2 separate regions of the Homo sapiens genome follow, and region 1 is linked to region 2. A link is an interaction called in ENCODE POLR2A ChIA-PET data of the cell type or tissue named here. Cell type or tissue: Panc1. All regions are shown on one strand. Each heading gives the region's core, and the rest is flanking DNA. Links, peaks and the distances in the headings are about the cores only. Region 1 has its middle 58 kb from the start of MIR1915. Region 2 overlaps MIR1915HG (MIR1915 host gene).

Region 1 (8,337 bases), core at 310-8,309, 51 kb before region 2:
ACCAGTGTGAACAAAGGTTCAGTGCTTTTTCATGTTTATATTTAAGTGTATTAAAATTATGATATCCTGCATAAGTGCATTCAAAAGACACAATCCCCAGGATATTCCTCCTGGAAATGTCTACTCCTAGTTCATAGTATTAGGTGTCAAGACCCTGAGATTAGGCTGGGAGTGGTGGCTCACGCCTGTAATCCCAGCACTTCAGAAGGCCAAGACAGGTGGATCACTTGAGGTCAGAAGTTCGAGACCAGCCTGACCAACATGGTGAAACCCCGTCTCTACTAAAAATACAAAAATTACGGGGGCCTGGTGGCACACACGCCTGTAATCCCAGCTACATGGGTGGCTGAGGCATGAGAATCCTTGAACCCAGGGGACAGAGGTTGCAGTGAGCCGACATTGTGCCACTGCACTCCAGCCTGAGCAACAGAGCAAGACTCCATCTCAAAAAAAAAAAACCAAAAACAAAAAAACCTTGGGATTAGAAGTCAGACAGACCAGGGCTTCTTCACATTCCAGCTTTGTGACCTTGAGCAAGTTACTTGACCCCATTGAGCCTCAGATTTTTCTTTCTATGAAATAGGGATGATAATATAATGAGTATCTGTCATTTTGGTCTGTACAGTATCTGTTTCTTTGGTGATTAACACTTTCCTTAAATTACGTGTCAGCTGATAGTAATAACTCAGTAAATGATCATTTTTATTAATTTTTATTACATTAGTAGCTGTACAGGGCACACCTTTGTATCTGAAAAGAAAGAAATCTACATTATCATGGTGGAATATAGTCACTGACACATATTTTCATGAAAAATTCTCTATTCTGTATCAAGTAGATCCCGACCTAGAGAAGCTATGAGGGAAAATGTTCCCAAGCAAGCCTCAGGAAACACCCCGTACTTTGCCACGCATTGCATCCAGAGGTCCTGCAGCAAACCAATTCTAATTTTCCTTTCTCTGCATCAAAGTGTTCTTTTTGTCCTTTGTTTTCACCAGGCATTTCTGTAACCATCTTAGACCTCTCTCTAACTAGTAGACCCTGTGGTGAGAGTGATCATATCACATATAATGGCATGTCTGGCTTGGGAAATGATGGGGATAATGTGGGTGGTGGTCACCGTTTAGACAAAGTCTACATAAATTTCAATTACTACCTGCAGCTATCCCCTGCACATACCTCTGTCCGGAGCTAGAGTCCACTGCTTTCTTTTACCAGAAACCGTACAGACAGAACCTATAATCTTCCTCCATCTTCTTCTTTCCTTGTTTTTATTTTCATTCTTCTCTTTTTACAATGCAATATTCACAATTCAAATGCTGGCTAGTGAAACCTATGACATTAACCATCTGAGAGGACATCTTTTATCTCATAACAGCAAGATTGGCTCTCATCTCCCTGCTCAGGCAAAAGTTGCATAGTTGAAAACACAAGCATAGAGCACATACCTGAGTCATCTGTAAGCCATCTCTGCCTCTGGTTCACTTATAGTTAAAAATCACTGATGTTACTGCTTTTTCTCAAAAGAACATTTGCTGTTTTTCCATGTAGGAAAAGCTTTGTTAACTACGGACCCACACAAGTGCAGTGGAAAGAAAATTTCAGGATGGCAGAAAAGCTCATCTTGGCCGAGCCAGGTGACACATGCCTGTAATCCCAGCACTTTCAGAATCTGAGGCAGGCAGATCGCCTGAGCTCAGGAGTTGGAGACCAGCCTGGGCAACATAGCAAGACCCCGTCTCTATAAAAAAAATACAAAAATTAGCCAGGCATGGTGGCAGGCGCCTGGAGTCTCATCTACTCAGGAGGCTGAGGTGGGAGGATCACTTGAGCCCAGGAGGCAGAGGTTGCAGTGAGCCAAGATGGCACCACTGCACTCCAGCCTGGGCAATAGAGCAAGACCCTGTCTCAAAAAAACTTTACTAAAAAAGAAAAGCTCATCCATAGGTGGCTTCTACAGAAAGTCTTCACTTAATATCATCAATAGGTTCTTGGAAACTGTACCTTTAAGCAAAATGCCATATAACCAAACCAACTTGACCACAGTTTAACTAATATAGACTAAAGTTCCTATGGAATATTCCTGGTCACAAAAACATCACCAAACTTCTAAATAAAGAAAAAAACTCTTCTAATATTAAACATTGAAACAAATGTGAACTACACATACCTTTAAGAAAGATTGATAAAAACAAGTAAGATAATGATTTATTCCCTTATTCCAGTTCAGGGCCGGGGGTGACTGGGGCCAGTCCCTGTGGCTCAGGGGGGCCAGGCTGGAACGATCTCTGGACAGGATGCCCTCGCTTCACAGGGCACTCACTCACAGATACACATTCACTCAGCCTGGGACCATGTAGACAGCCAGTTAGCCTAATGTGCACATCTTTGGAATGGAGAGGAAAACCAGAGGGTGTTTCTGGGAGTTTGGGAAAGCCCAGAACCATGCAGAGAAAACCCATGCAAACACGGGGAGAACTTGCAAACTCAGGGAAACTCCACCCAGCCAGTGGCCCTGACCAGCAATCCATTTTTCTTTCTTCTCATCAACTTTATAATGACATTAGAATGACATTGAATGAGGCTCGGCATGGTGGCTCACGCCTTGTTATACCAGCACTTTGGGAGGCCGAGGCAGGTAGATCACCTGAGGTCAGGAGTTTGAAACGAGCCTGGCCAACATGGGAAAACTCCATCTCTACTAAAAATACAAAAAATTAACCAGGCATGGTAGCAGGCACCTGTAATCCCAGCTACTTTGGAGGCTGAGGCAGGAGAATCACTTGAACCCAGGAGGCAGAGGTTGCGGTGAGCCAAGATTGCACTGTTGCACTACAGCCTGGGCAACAAGAGCGAAACTCCATCTCGAAAAAAAAAAAGAATGATATTGAAACATTATTTGACGACCTACTCTATTTCTCAAATAGATTTCGCTTTCCAATTGTCTCATCCATTGTTGTCTCACTTTATAGCAGCTAATTTCTATAACCATTCTGTTGCCATATGTTAAAAAAAAAAGTGTTAAAATGTTTGTAGTAGAAACCTTATGCTTAGGGGAGCCCACTGCTGAGACTTGAAGATTTAGGTAAAGTCACATGCGTTCCAGTTCTATTCCAAACCCTCTCATCCTCCCAGGATGCCCCACTGGACTGCACCAGGCACCACAATGCTGAGTCTACCTGACATTCACCACTGAGTAAGAAAGGACATATTTTCCACCTGGGAGAAATAAAGTCACAACTGCTGGAAATGAAATTGAACAGTTATCCTACAAATGCCCAGAAACTACACATGCAGGAGTTGAGCTGTAGGTACACTTTTACTTTTTAACTTATTTTTATGTTATTTTTTTTTTAGGGACAAGGTCTCCCTGAGTCACCCAGGCTGGAGTGCAGTGGTGCAATCACAGCTTGCTGCAGCCTCAAACTCCTGGGCTAAACTGAACCTCCCACCTCAGCTTCCCAAGTAGCTGGGGCAACAGGCAAGCACCACCACATCTGGCCAATTTTTTTATCTTTTTGTAGAGATAGGGTCTTACTATGTTGCCCAGGCTGGTCTCGAACCCCTGACCTCAAGCAATCCTCCTGCCTTGCCCTCCAAAACTCCTGGGATTACAGGCGTGAGCCACCACCCGGCCTACTTTTACTTTCTAAATGCAACATAAATTATACCTCTAAAACACTGAACAAAAAGCTCCTTGGTCAAAATAGTCAGTTTTGGGCATTCAAAAAATCATTTCTGGCTGGGTGCCAGAAATGGGAGGCCCAGGCAAGAGGATCGCTTGAGGTCAGGAGTTTGAGACCAGCCTGGGCAAGATAGTGAGACCCTGTCTCTACAAAAAAGTAAAACATTAGCCAGGCGTGGTGACTCACATCTGTAGTCCGAGCTACTCAGGAGGCTGAGGTGGGAGGATTACTTGAGCCCAGGAGGTCGATGCTGCAGTGAACCATGATTGTGCCACTGCACTTCAGTTTGAGTAACAGAGTGAGACTCTATTTAAATAAATAAATAAATAAATAAATAAATAAATAAATCATTTCTTTTTCTATTGGTGAGGTATTTAGAGGTAAAGAGTAGGACCTCTGGGCAGGATGAGAATCCTAGCTTGCCATTTTCCAGCTACAGGATCTTGAGCCAGTTACTTAATAGTACTGTGCCTCAGTTTCTCCATAAGTAAAAAGGCGATAACACCATCTACCTCAAAAGCTCGCTGGGATCATAAAATGAGATAAATATCATGCCAGATATACAGCAACATTATCACTAAGGCTTATTCGTTAGTTTAACTATTATTTTTATCACTAACATTATTATTCTCATTTTGTTTCTACAAATTATTAGTGTGCTCACCAGAACTCCTTTTCCCAAATGGAGGCAGCACCTGTTACTTCACTTGCTGTTTTGCCTAAAAATTTACATTTCCCGCTTTGTCATGTTTTCGAGGTTTCGTTTATTGCATGCACAGTCAAATCTTCTCAGTAGTAGCAGACACAGTTCAATTTCAGAGCTCTAAATATAAATCTATATACATATTGAGACAGGGTCTCGCTGTCTCCCAGGCTGGAGTATAGTGGTACAGTTACTGCAGCCTTGACCTCCTAGGTTCAAGCCATCCTCCCACCTTAGCCTCTCAGGTAGCTGGGACTACAGACACGTACCACCACGTCAGGCTAATTTTATTTTACTTATTTTTATTTTCATTTTGTTATTATTATTAATATTATTATTATTATTTTGTAGAGACAGGGCCTCCTCGTGTTGCATAGGCTGGTCTCAAGCAATCCTCCCACCTCCACCTCCCAAAGTGCTGGAATTACAGGCATGAGCCGCTGTACTCAGGCTAAATATCAGTTTGGTTTTGTTGTTGTTGTTGCTTTGTTTTGTTTTTTGAGATGGAGTCACTCTGTCGCCCGGACTGGAGTGCAGTGGCGTGATCTTGGCTCCACCTCCCAGGTTCAAGCCATTCTCCTGCCTCAGCCTCCCGGTAGCTGGGATTACAGCATGCACCGCCACGCCCAGCTAATTTTTGTGTTTTTAGTACAGACAGGGTTTCACCATGTTGGCCAGGTTGGTCTTGAGCTCCTGATCTCAGGTGATCTGTCTGCCTCGGCCTCCCAAGGTGATGGGATTACAGGCATGAGCCGCCACACTGGGCAAATCGTTTTAAAGTTTTTATTATGAAGATTGCAAATAGAGAATAATACAAACTCCCCAGATTCAAGCATGGCCATTTCACCGTGCTTGCTTTGTCTACTCTTTTTTACGTTCATTTTCTTTACTTTTGTTGCAGTAGTATCTTAATATTTTTAAGCAAATTCCATGCATCATGTCTCTATGCACATATAAAAAATGAGTACATTTCAATATATAAGCACAATATTATTAGCTCTACTAACAAAATTAATGTGATCTAATACCCAGTCCAAAATCAAAATCAAATGTTCTGATTTCACTCAAAAATAACATATTATGGTTTGCTCAAACCAGTACCCAAATGAGCTCCACATATTGTATAATTGTTATGTTTCTTTCTTTTTTTTTTTTTTTTTTTTGAAATGGCATTTCGCTCTTTTCGCCCAGGCCGGAGTGCAATGGTGCGATCTCGGCTCACTGCAACCTGTGCCTCCTGGGTACAAGCAATTCTCCTGCCTCAGCCTCCCGAGTAGCTGGGATTATTATCGGCTCCGCCACCACAGCTGACTAATATTTGTATTTTTAGCAGAGATGGGGTTTCGCCATGTTGGCCAGGCTGGTCTCGAACTCCTGACCTTAGGTGATCCACCTGCCTCGGCCTCCCAAAGTGCTAGGATTACACGCATGAGCCACCACACCTGGCCCATCTACTCAATTTTTTAAGACTGAAATAATGTATAAGAAATAACTAACAACAGTGTGTACCTTCAGGTGGTAGGAATGTACGTGATTTTTATTTTTCTGTTTTTCTGTATTTTCCAATTTTTCTACAATAAACTCTACTTTTGTAAATAGGAAAATAACTGAGTAAGTTAAGGGTGGATGCAGTGGCTCGCACCTGTAATCTCAGCACTGCAGGAGCTGAGTTGAGGCAGGAGGATCACATGAGCCCAGGAGTTCAAGACCAGCCTGGGCAGCATAGTGAGACCCCTATTTCTACAAATTAAAAAAAAATTTGCCAGGCTTGGTTGTGCACATATAGTCCCAGTTACTTTGTTGGCTGAGGCAGGAGGATCACTTGAGCCTGGAAAGTCAAGACTGCAGTGAGCCATGATTGCACCACTGCACTCCAGCCTGGGTGGCAGAGTGAGACCCTGCCTCAAAAAAAAAAAAAGAAAAAGAAAAAGAAAAATTATTCACTTAAAAGGTATATTAAGCCAGGCACAGTGGCATGAACCTGTAGTCCTAGCTGTCTAGGAGGCTGAGGTAGGAGGATCACTTGAGTCCAGGAGTTTGAGGCCAGCCTAGGCAACATAGTGAGACCTCATCCCTAAAAAAAATGAATAAATAAACAAAGGTATGATATGCAGAAGAGCTTGTTCCTGTCCTTTCTTCTTGGAGTCACCTCCTGGAGCAAATTATCTACATTCTGGTTCTCAACCCAACACATTCCAGCTCTACTGTCCACCCTTCCTGCACCTCGTTTTTTTTTGTTTTTTTTTTTTTGAGACAGAGTTTCGCTTTTGTTGCCCAGGCTGGAGTGCAGTGACGTGATCTCGGCTCACTGCAACCTCTGCCTTCCGGTTTCAAGCTATTCTCCTGCCTCAGCCTCCCAAGTAGCTGGGATTACAGATGCCCACCACCACACCCGGCTAGTTTTTGTATTTTTAGTAGAGACGAGGTTTCGCCATGTTGGCCAGGCTGATCTTGAACTCGTGACCTTGTGATCTGCCCGCCTCGGTCTCCCAGAGTGCTGGGGTTCCAGGTGTGAGCCAACGCACCTGGTGAAACTCTGAACTTCACATTCTATCAGCCCGCATGGCAACCCCCTCAACATCCGCTTCTCCTTCGTTAGTCCCACATAGAAACAAGTACATCCCCTATGAAGGGACCATCACATAATTCTTTTGTATTCCACTTAATGCTTCACAAATAATAGGTGTGAAATAAATACTTATTGAAGAAATGAATGAATGGTAGAGAAGAGGGAACTGTGGCAGTGTGAGGGCAGAGAAATACAGAAGGGCTTCACGCAGGTGGTGAGACCTGGGCTGGGCCTTGAACGATGACTAAAGTGTCTGTGGCTCCAAGAGAGGGTGACTAGTCAGGCCAGGAAGACGCAAAAGCCATGTAGGCTCAGTAGACGTACAATAAACTCGCCTGGTTAGAGAGTAAAGTGAGGGCTGGAAAATGGCAGGAGAGGTTTGGGAGCTTGAGGCAAGATTAAGTGTGTATTTCAGGCTGGGCCTGTACTCTACGGCAGAGGTTCTCAAACTTTAGCAGAAGACTTTTATTTTGTTTTTTGTTTTGATTTTTCTGAGACAATGTCTTGCTCTCTTGACCAGGCTGGAGTGCAGTTGTGTGATCATCACTCACTGCAGCCTCGACCTCCTGGGCTCAAGAGACCCTCCCACCTTAGCCTCCTAAGTAGCTGGGACTACAGAGGTGGGCCACCATACCAGCTAATTTTTGTTTGTTTGTTTGTTTTGGTAGAGATAGGGGTCTCACTATGTTGCCCAGTCTGGTCTTGAACTCCTGAACTCAAGTGATCCGACCACCTTGGCCTCCTAAAGTGCTGGGATGACAGGCCTGAGCCACCATCCCCAGCCAGGAAAAGTCTTGTTAAAACAGTTTGCTGAGCCCCAGTCCTAGAGTTTCTGTTGCAGTATATCTGAAGGGAATGTGAGATTTTGCAGTTGTAATATATTTCCAGGAAATACTGGATACACATTAAAATGATCTGAAAGGGAGGCTGGGTGCAGTGGCTCACGTCTGTAATCCCAACACTTTGGGAGGCTGAAGCTGGCAGATAGCTTGAACCCAGGAGTTTGAGGCCAGCCAGGGCAACACGACAAAACTCCGTCTCTACAAAATTTCAAAAATAAAATTTAGGCCAGGGATGGTGGCTCACGCCTATAATCCCAGCCCTTTGGAAGCCCCGAGGTAGGCAGATGCTTGAGTTCAGGAGTTCGAGACCAGCCTGGGCAACATGACAAAACCCCATCTCTAGATAAATAAATAAATCATAGATAAATAAATAAAATTTAAAAATTAGCCAGGCAAGGTGGCATGCGCCTGTAGTACCAGTTACTCAGGAGGCTAAGGCAGGAGGATTGACTGAGCCCAGGAGATTGAGGTTTCAGTGAACCGAGATCACACCACTGTGCTCCAGCCTGGGCAACAGATTGAGACACTGTCTCAAAA
Region 2 (8,337 bases), core at 139-8,138:
CAGGATTGCCTGTGTGCATTGCTGGACACTTAACAAACTTCACCTTCACCAACTAAATGCCAGTAACATTTCCCAGTCATTTTGACAACTCTAAAACCACCCTATAAGACTGTATTTTCCGCCTGGCGCAGTGGCTCACGCCTGTGATCCCAGCACTTTGGGAGACCAAGGCGGGTGGATCATTTGAGGTCAGGAGTTTGAGACCAGCCTGGCCAACATGGTGAAACCCTGTCTCTACTAAAAATACAAAAATTAGCTGGGTGGTAGTCGTACGCGCCTGTAATCCCAGCTACTCGGAAGGCTGAGGCAGAAGAATCGCTTGAGCCTGAGTGGAGGAAGTTGCAGTGATCCGAGATTGCGCTACTGCACTCCAGTCTGGGAGAGAGTGTGAAATCCTGCCTCAAAAAAAATAAGACTGTATTTTCAGAGCTCATTTCTGTAGTTCATTACTATGGAAGTTTCTGTAAATATATAGAGGTCTACAAAACAAAAAAGTAAAACCACCAGGTGTGGAGATATATATATATACTTTTTGTAAATAATAATTTTTGTAGAGATGGGGCCTTGCTATGTTGCCCAGGCTGGTCTCAAACTCCTGAGCTCAAGTGAGCCTCCCACCTCAGTCTCCCAAGTAGCTGGGACTACAGGTGCATGCCACCATTCCTAGCTAAATTCACTATCTTTTGATATGCATCAACCATGAATGTGGCTAAGACTCTTTGTGTATAGCTTTTTTTTTTAATTGTTGTACGCTGGGCACAGCGGCTCATGACTATAATACCAACTATATACCATGCCTATATACCAAATTTGGGAAGCTGAGGCAGGCAGATCACTTGAGCTCAGGGGTTCAAGACTAACCTGAGCAACATGGCAAAACCCCATCCCTACAAAAAAATACAAAAATTATCTGGGCATGGTGGTGCATGCCTGTAGTCCCAGCTACCAGGAGGCTGAGGCAGTAGGATTGCTTGAGCCTGGAGGTTGAGGCTGCAGTGAGCTGTGATTTGTGTCACTGCACTCCACTCTGGGTACAAAGTGGATCCTGTCTCCAGGGAGAAAAAAAAAAAAAAAGGTGGCAGCACTAGGACTTAAACCCATATCTGCCAAACATCATCTCAAGGGGCCTTCCCTGATCTACTCTAAGGCACCCTCCATGTCTTTCAGCATTCGTATTACATTACTGTTCTTTTTTCACAGCACTTATATCTATTTGATTTGGTGTATTTGTTTATTTGCACTCAGAAGCCCTCTACCAGCATGTATATCACACAGAAGCAGAGATTCAAGGGTTTATTCACAACTGCATGTCCAATGCCCAGAACAATGCCAGGCACATAAAATGAAATTTAAAAAACATTCAGTAAATTATTCTTGAATGAAGGCCAGGCGCAGTGGCTCACGCCTGTAATTCCAGCATTTTGGGAGGCTGAGGTGGGTGGATAACCTGAGGTCAGGAGTTCAAGACCAGCCTGACCAACATGGAGAAACCCCATCTCTACTAAAAATACAAAATTAGCCAGGCATGGCAGTGCATGCCTATAATCCCAGCTACTCAGGAGGCTGAGGCAGGAGAATCGCTTGGACCCGGGAGGCAGAGTTTGTGGTGAGCCAAGACTGAGCCACTGCACTCCAGCCTGGCAACAGAGCGAGGCTCCGTCTCAAAAAGAAAGAAAGAAAGAAAGAAAGAAATTTAAAAAAAAAGAAAATCTCACGTCACAATAACAATCACAGATAACAAACTTGGGCCTGTGGTAGCTTCACATATGCTAACAGGATCTTAACTGAAGCTGTTTAGTTTGGTCCCAATTTATACTTTTTTTTTTTTTTTAAGACAGAGTTTTGCTCTTGTTGCCCAGGCTGGAGTGCAATGGTGTGATCTTGGCTCACCACAACCTCCACCTCTCGGGTTCAAGCGATTCTCCTACCTCAGCCTCCCGAGTAGCTGGGCATGTGCCACTATGCCCAGCTAATTTTTGTATTTTTAGTAGAGATAGGGTTTCACCATGTTGGCCAGGCTGGTCTCAAACTCCTGACCTCAAGTGATCCTCCTGCTTCAGTCTCCCAAAGTGCTGGGATTATAGGCATGAGCCACCGTCCCGGCACAATTTATACTCTTGCTATATCAACAAAATCTCTCTCAACATTTTTTGAGGCTGGAGTGCAGTGGCACAATCTCGGCACTCTGCAACCTTCACCTCCTAGGTTCAAGCGATTCTCCCACCTCAGCCTCCTGAGTAGCTGGGATTACAGGTACAAGCCACCACGCTTGGCTTGTTTTTGTATTTTTAGTAAAGACAGGGTTTCATCATGTTGGCTGGTCTCGAACTCCTGACCTCAAGTGATCTGCCCGCCTAAGCCTCTCAAAGTGCTGGGATTACAGGAGTGAGCCATCGGGCCCGGCCTCTCTCAACTTTAGATGATTGTAGTAGTTGCAAGCATGGATACCTATTGATGTGTAACAAGCCACTCCAAAGCTTAGTGGCTTAGAACAACAACAACTTCTTATTTCTCATGATTCTGTTGGCTGTATGGTTCTGCTGATTGGGTGGGGTCTCATGCATGTAGCTCCCAGTGGGTGTGCTGGGTGCTGGACTCCTCTCGCCTCGTGATCCTTCATCCCAAGCTTCTTTGTGGCATGGTGTTTCTAGAAGACAAAGATGGAAGCTGCAAAAGCTCCTTGGGGTCTAGATTCCAGAACCTGTGCAACATACTTACTTCCGCAATATCCCATAAGCCAAAGCAACTGGCAAGACCAGGCCACATTCCAAGGGATGGAGAAGATTCCACTTCTGGGTGGGAAAAGTAGCAAAGTCACATTGCAAAGGGCTATGCATTCTGGAAGTGGAGGAACTTGTGGCGGCTAAAACAACTGTTGGGCATTATATTATTTTTAGAGTCCAGACAAATGTAAGTATAATTAATGATACAATTTTGATTTCTAAAGCATTAAGGAAAGCAGTATTCAAATAAACAGGGCCAGGCATTGTGGTTTATGCTTGTAATCCCAGCACTTTGGGAGGCTGAGTATCACTTGGGATACTCATCATTTGGGAGGTGGGAGTATCACTTGAAGACAGGAATTCAAGATCAGCATGGGCAAAATAGTGAGACCCCATCGCTGTAAATTTTTAAAAATTAACTAGGTGTGGTGGCTCATGCCTGTAGTTCTAACCACTCCAGAAGCTGAGACAAGAGGATCATTTGAGCCCAGGAGTTCAGGGTTACAATGAGCTATGACCACATCATCATACTGCAGCCTGGGTGACCATGAGACCTTGTTGCAAAAACAAAACAAAACAAAAAAACAAAGCTTCTCTCAAATTATAAGGTTGTTATAAACATCTCCAAAAGTTTATCCTTTTCTTTACACATACACACACCACGCATAATTCTCACTCATCATCAGCCATGTAATTTTTCGTTCTTTTTAATATAGAAACTTTATTTCCCTCTTTCTAGTTTGCTATGGCAGTACTTTCTTCAGTCTTGTACCTAAGTTTCCTACTTATTTTGGCCACTTGCCACCTAGAATATTAAGTTCCCTGAGACATGCTGTCAAAGGCAACACTCCTGGAACTGCCTATTGCATTTTTTTTCCACGTTTGTTGGGAAGAGCAAGACTCCCACGGGGCAAAGCAATCTCCTTTGAATCGAGCAGGGAAAAAAAAAAAACTGGTAAGCACTGGACTCTGACAAGCAGCTGCTGGTAAAGTCTACAGAACTACTTTTAAGTGGCTGGGTGGGCATTAACTTTTCACGGGGCTTTTTTTGTTGTTGTTACTCAATGATTTTGGGAGTCAGCAGATATTTTGTAACAACTAAAAACTACCTAAATTCATTCTGAAAAATAGTCTTCCATTTTTGGTTTAATCAGCAAAAAAAATTCAAACTGCTTCCTTTTTTTTTTTCCTTTGGAGACAGACAGGGTCTCAGTCTGTCATCCAGGCTGGCTTGAGTGCAGTGGTGTGATCACGGCTCACTACAGCACAGCCTCAGCCACCTGGGCTCAAGGTATCCTCCCACCTCAGCCTTGTGAATAGCTGGGACCACAAGCGTGCACCACCACGCCTGGCTAATATATATATATTTTTTATTTTTTGTAGAGATGGGGGTTTCCCTGTGTTACGTAGGCTGGTTTCAAACTCCTGGGCTCAAGCAATCCTCCTGACTCTGCCTCCTAAGTGCTGGGTTTACAGGCATGCCCCACCTAAACTGTTTCCTTCATCTACTTTTAGCTATTTATTAAATAACTAGAATAGGCTACGTTTAAGTTCCAAGTTACAAAAATTGTTAAAGAGAGCATTTATTTTACATCCTAAAAATACTGAGATCTTATGTTGTAGACAAAAGAAGCTAAAAATCTGGTGCAACAAGATGAATACAGAATAAGAAAAGAATTAACTAAAGTAAGTAAGCTTTCTGAATTGTCCATAAATAGTTCTAATTTGAATTACTGCCTATGCCAGAACATTACCTCTGAGATTTTATGATTGCTGTATCTGCTACTATTAACTAATAACATTTGCTCGCAAGGAAATAAAACACATACAAGGAAAATTGACACCAAAATAGTAAGTTGACAAATCTTCCATTAAAAAGGAAAATAGAAAACATAATTCTATGAAAAATTATGGAGAATTTAAATTTATTTTAATTTTTCAATTAAGTCAAATATTCTGTGTCTCACAGAAATTTTTTCTATTTCTCACTAGAAATTTTACCTTTTTGTTTTTTAAGATACTATGTTTTGCTCTGTAGCCCAGGCTGGAGTATAGTGGCACAATCATAGCTCACTGCAGCCTCAAACTCCTGGGCTTAAGCAATTCTCTTGCCTTAGCCTCCCAAAGTGCTGGGATTACAGGCATAAGCCAGTGTGCCCCACCCAGAAATTTTAAAATTCTTAAAATGTGTAATCAATTATTTCATGAAGCTATTGAATATTTTCATATAAAGAACATACCACGATCAATACATTGATTGATTTCCAATCAATTTACTTAATTTATGGAAGGTCATTATGTTGATGTACATAAATGTATATGTGTATTATGAATCAAATTTATTTGAAATCCTCCTGTATAGAATAAATTACGAACTTTTAGATGACATGCGTATTTTTCCCATTCTCCTTAATATATTGGGCCGAATTGTTCATCTAAGTAAAGTTGATTTTGCTTTTTTGTGGTCATTGTTTTTTCTATTTTTACTTACATAGTCAGATGCTAAGTTTTAAGCTTTTGAATAGTATGTCTGTCTGATATATCACTTCTTCCAGGAGCCTCCCCAAGAGCACTATAAATCTGCAAAGAGAGGGAAGTATGGGCAAATGAATAAGAAAAATGTTAAGGAAAGAATCCTTGCTAAACATTGCCACAATTTAATATTTCACATTTAAATTATTCTCATCATGTTATTTCCAAAGTTTGCTCATTAGATTTTCACTTGCCTTGATGACCTTAATTAGACTTGTTCCAGATTTATGACAACTGTAAAATTAGGAAATTTTCATTCAAAAAAAAAAAATTAAAACCCTCTGGATGGTTTTCCAAAGCACATGCAGCATTACTTAAGACTATGATTTTCAGCTAGTTGGATATATCATATCTACAGCTCTAGCCAGGTCTGTAAGAATTCTGTGACTGAGGCCTAATGGAACCAATTTTCACTCTGGCAGAACAAATTCAAGTTCTAATACGAACTTGAATTCCAGTTTCCTTTGGATGCCAGGAATCAGATCCTTTAAGAGGAAATTGTATCAGCGCTTCTGCCTATTAAGTGATATTCCATATATTTCATCTAAATAGCTAGCAGGAACAACTGACTCAAGTCAAATCTAAAACAGAAAACAAATGATTTTTTAATTACTGAAATTGTTTTATTATTATTTTAAAATACTAGTCATGGGCAGTTATTCTGTTGGTGGTGGTGGTGGGTTTTTTTGTTTTTGTTTGTTTGTTTTAGCCTTTTCCTTTCAGGGCCTCAATTTTCTGCAAACTTCACTTACCTTGACTGTGGACCACTGACCTTCTTTAAACAGGAACCAATGTATTCACTCACCTACACTAACAATCATATTACAGTCACAGGCCATTAACTGTCACTCACATTTTTATTACCCTGCATCTGATGAACATTGATACACTTGGGTGTCTTCCTCTGCACTGGAAAAAAAATAATTTAGATAGAATTCTAAAAGTTAGCATGTTTCGTCAATAGCTTCACTGTTCCTCATGCCCATTCATCACATCTTGCTTGCTATTGAAATCCTCCCTTGCTTTGTAACATTATTAAAGTCAGTCATTATTAAAGTCGTCTCAAAAAGAGACACCTCTGCAACTTCTAAGATGTTGTCAACCAGGAATCATATTTTCAATACTTCAAATTCTATTGCATTTTCAAGCTTTGGAAACAAATATAATATTCTTGCATATTTTCTAAGATGAAATTTCATGTAGACAATGATGTGATAGAAAGGATGATGCTTATCTAATGATTTTGGCATTGCCCCTTGATAACTATGACACTGAGAAAACCAGCATTGGTTTTCCTATTATCAGAACAAATTACAGTGCATGTTCTGGAGTCCTACATATCTTACATTTGAGAGAGAAAAATCACTGGGAAAAAAAAAGGTAATAGTTATATTTGTATCCATCTAGTTTCACTAACATATCTTTAAGGTACAGATTTTTTATAATAATCACATATGGCTGGGCGCGGTGGCGCATGCCTGTAATCCTAGCACTTTGGGAAGCCGAGGCGGGTGGATCACGAGATCAGGAATTCAAGACCAGCCTGGCCAATATGGTGAAAACCCGTCTCTACTAAAAACACAAAAAAATTAGCCGGGTGTGGTGGCGAGTGCCTGTAGTCCCAGCTACTCAGGAAGCTGAGGCAGAAGAATCCCTTGAACCCAGGAGGCAGAGGTTGCAGTGAGCCAAGATTGTGCCACTGCACTCCAGCCTGGGTGACAGAGTGAAATTCCATCTCAAAAAAAAAAAAAAAACCATATGATTTTATAAGACCAACTTAAGGGATTCTTATATTGCTTTAGTTTTATTTTTCACAAAAACTAGATTTAATTCAAGCTTCATGAAAAGGCCAAAAAAACACACAAATAATTTCATAGTTCCTAATTTTCCAACCCTTCCTTCAGTAGGCATTGCAGGTCATTCGAACCAGATAGTTTAAATTTTTCATGGTGCAGCTAAGTGAATAAGCATCCCTCCACAGAATGCATGCACTGTTGTATCATTTTCAATTAATATGAAATAGTTTTGCCAAAATATGACTGTAAATGCAAAGCTGCTATTCTGAACATTTGGAACAACTATAGCTCATTTTTCATTATGCGTTGATGTTTTGGTATAAAAATACTGTTTAAGCAGTTCATGAATACTCTTTTCCATTTAATCACAAAGAAATACATTCAGAGTGAACATGATCGTTTTATTGGTTACCAAAGATCCTTGGCAAAGTGCACGCATGGTGAAGAACAAAAGTAAGTCCTCAACAGTTTCCCAACTTCAATGAAAACTTAATGGGCCTAGATTTACAGATTACACATTAAAAAAAGTTTGTGCATGATGTATCTGCTGTGTGTGTATTCATATGTGGGAAATAAAGCAAGCCACAGAGAAAATGGGTGGGGGGCACAACTGCAAAAAGTTATCTCTCCTAGGAGATTTATTATTGGGAAATGCAGAAACAGAGAATTCAGCACTCTTCTTTCTGGTGACAATACAATGCTAGAAAAAAAACTAATTTTTTTAAATAATTTACCATAGAATCTCTTGTCTTAGACTAGAAGGAATACAATCCCTGTTACATGTGTATATATGTCCAGGTGTAACACACATTTTTCTCTTCTGAAATTCTTGTCTCAAATCTCTTTCAATCAAAATGAGTTGAGCTTCAAACAGGATCTGGGTGAGTCAGAACCTTTTTAAAATTGTGCTCAACCCAGTGAATGCTTTAAAACTGAATTAATGAGTAGTATCCTAAAATGCAAAAGCATGCTCCAAGACTGACTGCCTCTCTACATTTTGATTCTGAAAGAAAGTGCTTGGACTTTTAAAGAACAAAGAAGAAAAGCCTTCATTTTCCTTCCCTCCCTTCCTCTCTACAATTTAACCAAGCAATTTTTTCTAGGTTCTTTTGTTTTAATATAAGAACAATAAGGCCGGGTGGTTGCTCACGCCTGTAATCCCAGCACCTAGGGAGGCTGAGGTGGGCGGATCACAAGGTCAGGAGTTCGAGACCATCCTGGCTAACATGGTGAAACCCCATCTCTACTAAAAGTAAAAAAAAAAATTAGCTGGTCATGGTGGCGGC

The links. ChIA-PET counts read pairs that join two places held together with the same protein. Peaks named below come from ENCODE experiments on the same cell type or tissue, not always from the same donor. Only the 100,000 strongest peaks of a DNase experiment are listed, where the experiment ranks them.
Region 1: POLR2A ChIA-PET joins it to region 2 with 8 read pairs; 6 of 35 experiments call an interaction of 5 or more read pairs at or near these places.

Annotation. Positions count from the first base shown.
Region 1 is chr10:21,434,169-21,442,505 of GRCh38, forward strand. No RefSeq gene overlaps it. Among named protein-coding and RNA genes, the nearest start is that of MIR1915, 58 kb to the right of the region's middle. In Panc1, for the core only: no CTCF peak of the experiment used is centred there; no DNase peak of the experiment used is centred there; H3K27ac peaks cover 1,952 bases.
Region 2 is chr10:21,485,227-21,493,563 of GRCh38, forward strand. MIR1915HG (MIR1915 host gene) reads right to left here. Exons shown (of 2, transcript NR_160800.1): 2 at 7,432-8,337. It also overlaps the pseudogene LOC124902598. Among named protein-coding and RNA genes, the nearest start is that of MIR1915, 7.2 kb to the right of the region's middle. In Panc1, for the core only: no CTCF peak of the experiment used is centred there; no DNase peak of the experiment used is centred there; H3K27ac peaks cover 7,454 bases.